2 separate regions of the Homo sapiens genome follow, and region 1 is linked to region 2. The links are chromatin loops, found by intact Hi-C in ENCODE. Cell type or tissue: endothelial cell of umbilical vein. All regions are shown on one strand. Links, peaks and the distances in the headings refer to the core of each region. The heading gives the core; the rest is flanking DNA. Region 1 overlaps PDZRN4 (PDZ domain containing ring finger 4). Region 2 has its middle 160 kb from the start of LINC02400.

What was found. A loop is a pair of places that touch in the nucleus more often than their neighbours do. Peaks named below come from ENCODE experiments on the same cell type or tissue, not always from the same donor. Only the 100,000 strongest peaks of a DNase experiment are listed, where the experiment ranks them.
Region 1: it touches region 2 in a loop (3-fold over the local background); 2 of 110 quality-filtered maps call a loop at or near these places.

Annotation. Positions count from the first base shown.
Region 1 is chr12:41,545,814-41,550,215 of GRCh38, reverse strand. All of the region lies in intron 5 of PDZRN4 (PDZ domain containing ring finger 4), which reads right to left. Among named protein-coding and RNA genes, the nearest start is that of PDZRN4-AS1, 140 kb to the right of the region's middle. In endothelial cell of umbilical vein, for the core only: no CTCF peak of the experiment used is centred there; a DNase peak (open chromatin) is centred at 2,455.
Region 2 is chr12:41,602,895-41,607,296 of GRCh38, reverse strand. No RefSeq gene overlaps it. Among named protein-coding and RNA genes, the nearest start is that of LINC02400, 160 kb to the left of the region's middle. In endothelial cell of umbilical vein, for the core only: no CTCF peak of the experiment used is centred there; no DNase peak of the experiment used is centred there.

The DNA of each region.
Region 1 (4,402 bases), core at 320-4,319, 57 kb after region 2:
TTTTCAGCGGGGGACATTCTTTTTTGAACGTTTTCTCCACATTCTCAATGGTGTACTTTGACTTTGGTGTTTGCTTAGAACAACTTTTTGGCAATAAAATTGAGTGAATGTATTAAAACAAAAAGGGCACAATCTGCCTATAATTCTTCGACACCACAAATCAAAGCACTTACCCAAGTATCTCAGAGGAAAGGAGACTAAGGTCCTCAGGTCAAAGTAACTTTTCAATATTTTCCTTACCTTGGACCAAACCAAAACTGTGAAACAGGTCTCAAAGTTATCTCCATGGTCTTTGTTTCCAATATTCCCCTTTGTAAGACACTCAACACCCTCCTATTTCCTTTCAGCTCCTTGGAGTCCTTGAGGTATGAGTATTATAGATTTGCCATTTTGCTTGTCCCCTAACAAAACCTGGCATTCAGTGTGATTTTCCATTCTCTCACAGATAACTCTTGAGACATACAAATAATTGATACATAAATATCTCTCAAAGGAATCATCATTAACAATTACTTAACATGTGACCCCATCAGGCTTTAGCGCATATTAATAAAGGCTGAAAATACAAAGCCTTAATGCAAGGGACTAAACCCTTGGCAGAAAGCCTTCAGGCACCATAAGAGACCCAAGTGAGATTTTTCTGGAACCTGCAAACCACCTCACACCAGTCCCAAGTGTGAAGTTGTATTTCTTGGTTGAGATTGTCTCAGATACTACATAGTTTATATTAAAACACAGAAACATACATTTTAGAATCAAAGTTCCCTTAATTCTGTGTCAAAATAACTCATAAGCAGCTACCTGTAGACAATTTTGTTTGTAGGAGGCAAAGGTGGCTTTATAAAGACTTTGATTATCTGAAAGGAATTCTGCAGCACAGGTTTAATTAAGTATTCCCTTCACAGGACACACAAGCCTCTGACTTCTGAAGAAACAACCTCTTGGTAATAGAGAATGTTTTCCCTAACAACTTTCATACCTTTCCCTCTGTCACTTGGAAGCTGTTTGATGAAACACATAAAAGTGAAATGCTACCTCTGTACATTTTCTCCATGGAGACAATTCATGAGTGTATACAAATCAATGCCAAGCCTGCATGGATGGCAGCGCTAACCATCCATAAGTCATTTGTCACTAGAGTGAAAGAATCACTTCACACACCTGGTGAAACTACATTTATTTTGACTTAAATGTACTTCAAGACGTGCTATTCTGGGGACGCGTCTAAAGTCTCTTTAAAAAAAATCAAACTTCAGCATCTAATATTGTGAGAAATTGATTATATATAGGTTGAAGGTGGAGTAGAAGATTAGAGTTTGTTATTAAAGCTTGCTGTGAAACATCTTTCTAATCATAGAATGACACAAATGGGATTTTTACATACATTGGTTGTACTCCAGCGGTGTGAAATTTTTATATTTTTTTGTGATTGAGTCTAGGGAGAAATGAGAAACTTAGAAAAAAAATGCTTTCTAGATAGAACTCTCTCTTACTGGGGAAAGAAACAAGAGTTGACACTGCTTAAAAAGCATTGGCTTTTTAAGCAGCATTGTTCTCAAACTTTAAAGAACCCTTAGGCCCATGCATGCCATAAAGATTTTCCTCTTCGTAAGAAAATTCAAATGCAGTCAGCACTATTCAAGTTTGAAGAAGAGCTAGGGCTAGACACGCTAGCCGTTTATATCAGTTGACAACAGGGGAATGTAGGGTCTTTTATGTCCATATCTTTATTTATTTTCCTGGTTTTCATTTATTAGACAATACATGCACTTTTACTCAATCTGAGTGTTAATCATATATCATCTTACATTTTTTAATGTTGATTAGCAACTAGTGAAATATGCTTTGTTGTTCCAATAAAACACTTATTTCAAAAAATAAATCAAATGAGAAATATTAAAACTTTAATCCCCACAGCTAAGAGAAAGCTAGATAGTCTATTATAAAAATATTGCTTCAGTATCATTATCTCCTGCATAATGGAATCTGGGGATAATACTTAGTGAAAAATAAATCACGAAACTCCTGGAATATCAAATCCCTCTGACAAAACATTTCAGGTTTGCACCCTCCAACTCCAAATTATTCATAACAAGTTGCTGCAACTAATAATTAAATCACATTTCTGTAGAGACATAAGGGTAAAAGCTAAAGCCTATGATCATGTCTTTTCTCTAACATCCTTAACCCCGCCTGTTTATTTGACTACTTCTTTTTCAATGGTCTTCTGAAATATGGGCAACTTTTAACCTCCAATTTCCCATTCTTAGAATCAGAGACATTCTGGATTCTTTGGGAAAGAAAGCAGTCACATTTCTCTAGGCCCAGGTTGGCTGCTTCTCACTGTGGGCTGTGAATCCCCTTAAAAAGTCATCAATGACCTATTTGGTGTAGATTTTATACCTTAACAAAGAAGGAAACATTATTTTTGCCTCTACTGTTAATGGGGGAGGAAATGAATTCATGATGCTGGCAAACAACAGTCGATGTCAGGAAATCTGGACCAGGAATAGAAAAGAGAAACATAAATTGAAGTAAGTGAGAAGTGATTCATACATTTTGTTTTTATTTTATTTTTTAATTCTTTTTTTGAGACAGAGTCTCACTCTGTCGCCCAGGCTGGAATGCAGTGATATGATCTCGGCTGACTGCAACCTCCACTCCCAGGTTCAAGCGAGTCTCCTGTCTCAGCCTCCTTAGTAGCTGGGATTACAGGTGCCTGCCACCACCCCTGGCTAATTTTTGTATTTTTAGTAGAGATGGGGTTTCACCATGTTGGCCAGGTTGGTCTCAAACTCCTGACCTCAAGTGATCTGCCAGCCTTGGCCTCCCAAAGTGCTGGGATTAGAGGCATAAGCCACCGTGCCTGGCCATGATCCATAAATTTTGTGTCATTACTTCTGCTGTGACAACTAGGGAACCAGGCAGACTGCATGGAAACCTTTCCTAGAATGGGCTTCCACCCAAAAGCAATCTGTCTAAAACAAAGAACAAAGCTATAGAAGGAAACCAGGAAGACACTTCTGTTTACATCAGGAAGGTTTTTTCCCCCTTCTCTATTTTGCTTGTTGTATCTTTTGAGGAAATTGCAATTACTTTGCTATTTGTTAGTGTCATGTGGTTTACCTTTGGAAGAATCCAGAATCCAAGGTTTTTCATAGTTGAATGTTGAGTTTTTAGCAGATATTAAAATGATCATTTATTAGGTTCCTAAAGGTATTGCTAACTATCCACGGCCATTTGTGATTTGATTTCCTGACTCACATGTCAGTTTTTGGGAGATCTCCATCAAAATAGTTTAACATGCTATAAGCAATGTGTAGAAGAGGACATTCATAAAATGTCATTTTCATAGTTGCCTTATTTTAAAAATAGCAATGTTAAGCACTTCACTTCCTGGTCAGCTCAAATGCTCTTGCATTCCCACTCCAGCACTTTTGTTCTCTCGCTAGAGCTCGAACCTGTTGACCCTTCCCCTTCTCACTGTCAATAATTCCCTCAGGCTCACTCCTGTCTCCTTATGCAGCTTGAAATTCACAGTTAGATGTAGTATCTTTTTTTTGGCTTTTAAAATAACCTTTATTTTTAAAAAGTTAATATGTGCATTATAGGAAACTGAAAAACACAAGAAGCAAAGAACAAAGTCATTCACAATCACAAGCAGTTTATAGTTTGACATGTTCTTCTAGGTCCTGTGCATGTGTAGGCACAACATTCAGTTTTATGGGACTGAGATCGTACAGTATGTATCATGATTTTTCACACATCATGAATATTCCCAGTTCAAAATCCCAAAGCTATACGAGTATTTTGATAACCAAGAATACACTACACCAACTCAATCTGTTAAACAATAATCTAATCCTGCCTTTCTTGGGACAAAAATGGCAACATGACTCTAGATAAAAAGCATTGGCAGAGTTCCGAAATCCTCAACTACCCTGTTCTCTTTGTCCACTGTATCATCCAGAAGAAGGTCAATTGTGGTTAAGACCAAGTATTCACCTCCCTGCTTCCCCAGCTGAGCAGTGACATGGTCCCAGAGGGGATGCACACCATGACGACCATAGTGACTGCTTTCCCTGTACGTTCATTACCACAATTTGCAAATGAGCAATCCATGCTGCCCGACAATTATACTCTACTTTCCTTGCCAAGTTGCTGTTTCACATGCTAAAGGAACTAGTGCCATAATTCCTCCTCTTTTTTCAAATTTCCAACAAAAACCGCCCACTCTTAGTTGATGACGTTATCTGATAGTTCACTGGATCCTAGTGGATTATTATGACCTCAACTTTCTGCTCTCCCAGTCTGGTATCTCGTACCTCTTCTGTCTGCAGTTCTGCTACCATGCCCTTCTCTCTCTTCATGCTTGGCTGGTCATCTTGTTCTAGACTTCATG
Region 2 (4,402 bases), core at 67-4,066:
CATTGTGAGATTTAGGAAAGAAGTCACCACTCTCTCAGCATTGCGGCATATGTGAGCATTTCTTTGCTTATTCTTTGTGGAGGCATTTAGTTAGAATTTAACAGAGAAACAACAACAGCTGGAAATATCTTTCCCCACCCCAGTGAACACAAAAAATTAATCATCTCAGAGAGTCTGTATTAAACCTGAGACAGTGCACAATGCAAATATGGCACAAAGTCTATCCTTACATTTATTTGCAAATGTGTACAGATATGCTTCATATAAATTAATCCTCCATTTCATTATAAAGAAGGAATTACGTCTGTGGTCAAAGGGTGGTGGCGGCGGGGAGCGTTAATCTGATTTAGCGCAGCATGTGAAAAATTAATTGAAAGTCACAGCTCCATAGTGTTTATTATAAAGTAATTTCACACCAGCTCAGGATTAGCATGGTAACGGGTGACAATAGGTCATCACTATGTTAATTGAAAGACAGCATGCTTTGTAAAGAAGGAGGCAGAAAGAGAAGGAGGGAGGGAGAGAGAGAGAAATTGATTTAGAGACACAGGAATTATAATATAGGAATTGATGGTGGTTTGTGACAAAGGGTAGAGAAAGGACAGGACCCATTGAAAAAGATAGCCTCTTGCAAAATCAAGTGGCTCTCCTTGGGGTAGCCTAAGCAAATAGTGTTTCTGGTGACATGAAGCTCTGAAATACTCTGAGACTCCTATAGTTAGAAATGCTTTTTAGTTTCTGCACCTTTCAGAGCTGGCTGTCTAATAACTGAAGGAGCTGACATGTTCTATGTTGGTGATGTTGGGGTCAGCAGAGAAGAGGAAAAACCCAGGCCCTTGGCCAAGTGCTTTAAATTCTCCTCATCTTTTTTTCTCTGAGGATACAGCTTGGCTCTCAGAGAATCTGAACTCTCACCTAGAAAGATTAGTGCAAGGTTAGTGCAATCAGCATTAGTGGTAAAGTGAGGGCATCTTTCATTCACCAACCTCAGGATCAATACAGCTGATACCAGCGGACACGTAACAGAACATAACCTGTCATTTTGACGTCATGCTGAATGCATGGCCACATCAGGCTTGTCGTTCTAACTGAGTGCAGAGTCCATTGAGCATCTCTCTCTGCAGCAACTGGTGCCTACCACACTCTGGCGTCCCTCCCGTGGGCTGTGAGCTGGAGTGTACAACACAGGATCACAGCCTACACTTCAGCAACTGAAACAGAAGAGCGCGTTTCCTGTTGTATTTGCATAATGGAGGTAGGTTAAAGAAGTTTCATGACTAACAAATCATACCACTGGCACAGGTCACACAAGATGAATTGCGAGCGAGAACTCTGTTATTAATTGCAGTCATTGTTGGGGTCTGGGCTAGTGGCTTATTAAGGATTTAAATATGCATTTTCACAAGAGTATAGGCAACTGAAAAAGTAGGATGATGTAATGCGTATATCGTATATAAGCAATCTGGGAACTGACTCAAGGAAACCAAATTTACAGAAACGGATGACAGAGAAATTATAGCTGTGAAGTGTGGGTGAGTAGTGTGCTTGCAAGTCATACGTATGGGTAAGAAGGGGTGGTGGTTGGAGCAAGAGGAAATCAGTCTTGTTTATTTATAAAGAGAAGAAATTGTCTTTTAGGATTCTGCAGTTCTCTGTGGTATGAGCTAATGAGTGTGACCTTTCGGCCTACACTTTCTTATGGAAAGTTCGTAACCCAGACTGACACAAGCTGTTGTAATATGTTAATTTTGACCTAGCTCTGCCACAAATACTAACGATGATCTCCAAGACATTTTCACTAAGAAATACAGTCTTTTCAGATATAGCTTTCAGCACTAAGTATTTCAATGACCTTTCTAATGAAGGTCAAAATTAAAAAAGCAAAACAAAACAAAAAAACCCCAAAAAAAAACCAGAAAAGAAAAAGTGGTGTGGGGAAATGGGAATGCTACAGAGGTTGTTAACTGTGAGGTTAGCATTCCAGGCACAGTCCTTTCTCCTTCATCCTTTCAAGAAACTTTGTTCCTTAGAAGAGTGTGGGAAGAGGTCAGCTGGAAGTTATCTGGAAAAAATTGAGTGGAGATGCATTCAGAGAGAATGGGATGAGTTTGGAATCTCCCCTTGAGAAGCCAGGTGTAATTTTCTAAGATAGAAGGAAATGGGGAAAGCAGGCTCACTCAGCAGGGAGCGTTCCACGACACTGGGTCAACATTCATTTATTTGAGGGCTGACCACCATGAATCACAAGCTCTAATGCCTACAGAAGTCAACCATGTACTAGAAATCAGTGAAACAGAGAAGTAGGTGCTTCTGAGGATTGTAATGAACTGGGAGAACAGGAAGTGGCTATTCATCCCAGGCTGATTATTGCAACATAGAGATATGGGCCAACTGTGTCTGTATCTCTTGACGTTTAAAGAGGGGACAGAAAAAAGTACTTTAATATGAAATCTCCTGGCCAGGCAGTGGCTTACACCTGTAATCCCAGCACTTTGGGAGGCCGAGGCAGGTAGATCACTTGAGGCCAGGAGTTTGAGACCAGCCTAGCCAACATGATGAAACCCAGTCTCTCTACTAAAAATACCGCCCCCACCCCCCCAAAAAAAAGAAAGAAAAAAGAAAATAAAAGAAAATTAGCTGAGCATGTTGGCACATGCTTGTAATCCCAGCTACTTGGGAAGCTGAGGCACGAGGATCGTTTGAACCCAGGAGGTGGAGGTGGTAGTGAGCAAAGATCGTGCCACTGCACTCTAGCCAGGGAGACAGAGAGAGACTCTGTCTCAAAAAAAAAAAAAAAAAAAAAAAGGAAAAGAAAAAAAAAGAAATCTCCCAATTTCTAAGTGTTGACAACTAATATAAATGTTTTAATTACTGTGTGGACCTAACAAATCTGACTATGAGCGTGACACAGCCATATATATGTCCATTGTTTGTCACTGTGGCTTATGGCATGGGCTGCTGGCCTCCAGTTCTTCTCTGAAATCTACTTGCTGGAGACAGGCACCTCTTCTTCTGTGTGTTCACAGATTTAGTGTTTGCTCTTAGTATATTTTGTGATTTAAAGGTTATATAAGTTTTTCCCTTTCTTATTAGTGACTCTCACTTCTCTGATAAAGAAAAAAAGGCAAACATATGCAATGTGGTTTCTATGACCTACATGATTGAAAAGTGTTGAATGAGAAAGCGTTTCTTGAAACGTCAATGTTACACATTTTTCTTTTTGCTTAAAAAATAAAAAACTGTTTTTTTGTTCTAGAGAAGGAATTCTTAGCAATAGATTCACTCATGATCTTCAGTTGGGACCCAAGCATGCTAAAACTGTACACAAAATTTTGCATGTAAATGGGTTCTCTACAATTCCATTTGGGAGGGAGTCTGTAGCTTTCATTGGCTCCAAAAGTGAGTTCATATCTCTCCTCAAATAGTAGTATCCAGTGCTCTAGGTTTTATTGATAGTCTTTCACTTTTTGTTCGGAAAAAAATGTATATTTTATTTGTTTCAACTGTATCACCTGAAGGCCACAATTAGAAAAAAATGACAAGGAGCTCATTCATCACACCTATGGCATAAAATCTAGAATCATACATTTGATAAATATGCCAGGTTATTAGACTATCATTGTTCAGCTATTTCTGAACAGGTCAAATTAGTTTTCTAGAAATTTAAATAGACATGTGCATGAAATTTGATAGAACTGATACTTTCCTAGACATTACATTTTTGAGGTCGCAAACTAGGTGGGCACTTGTCATTCTTTTTAATTGCCCAGCATCTGAACCACCTTATCAGATTTTTAGAATTCATGGAATTAATTCAAAAAATTAATAAATATTTCTGATGAGAATGTATAGAATGAGAGGAAAATAGGGATAAGGTACCCAGCTTTGAAGCAACTCAATTCATGATTGATTTGTGATCTTCCTCCAAACTAACTTTCTTCAAGAAGCAAAAGTAAATGTTCTCTGGAGGATTATAACATCATCCAGAGCCTCAAGTTCTTTCAATATTTTCTCATAAAAAAGTCTACTGCTCAGAATAAAAAATAACAAGGTAGAGAAGATAAAAATTCACCCAGAACCAAGAGGAATAAAATGGAAACAGGTCCACAGTTAATGCAACTATTGAAGTACATTCATGCACCACATAACAATATTTCAGTCAACAATGGACAGCATATATGATGTTGATCTCATAGGATTAAAATGGAGCTGAACAATTTTTATTACCTAGTGATGTTGTAGCCATCATAATGTTGTAGCGTCATAGTGCAATTTTTAAAATAAATTTAGTGTATCCTAAGTAGACAGTGTTTATAAAATCTACGGTAGTATAGTGTTCTGGGCCTTCACGTTCACTGACCACTGACTCCGTGACTCACTTAGAGTAATTTTCAGTCCTGCA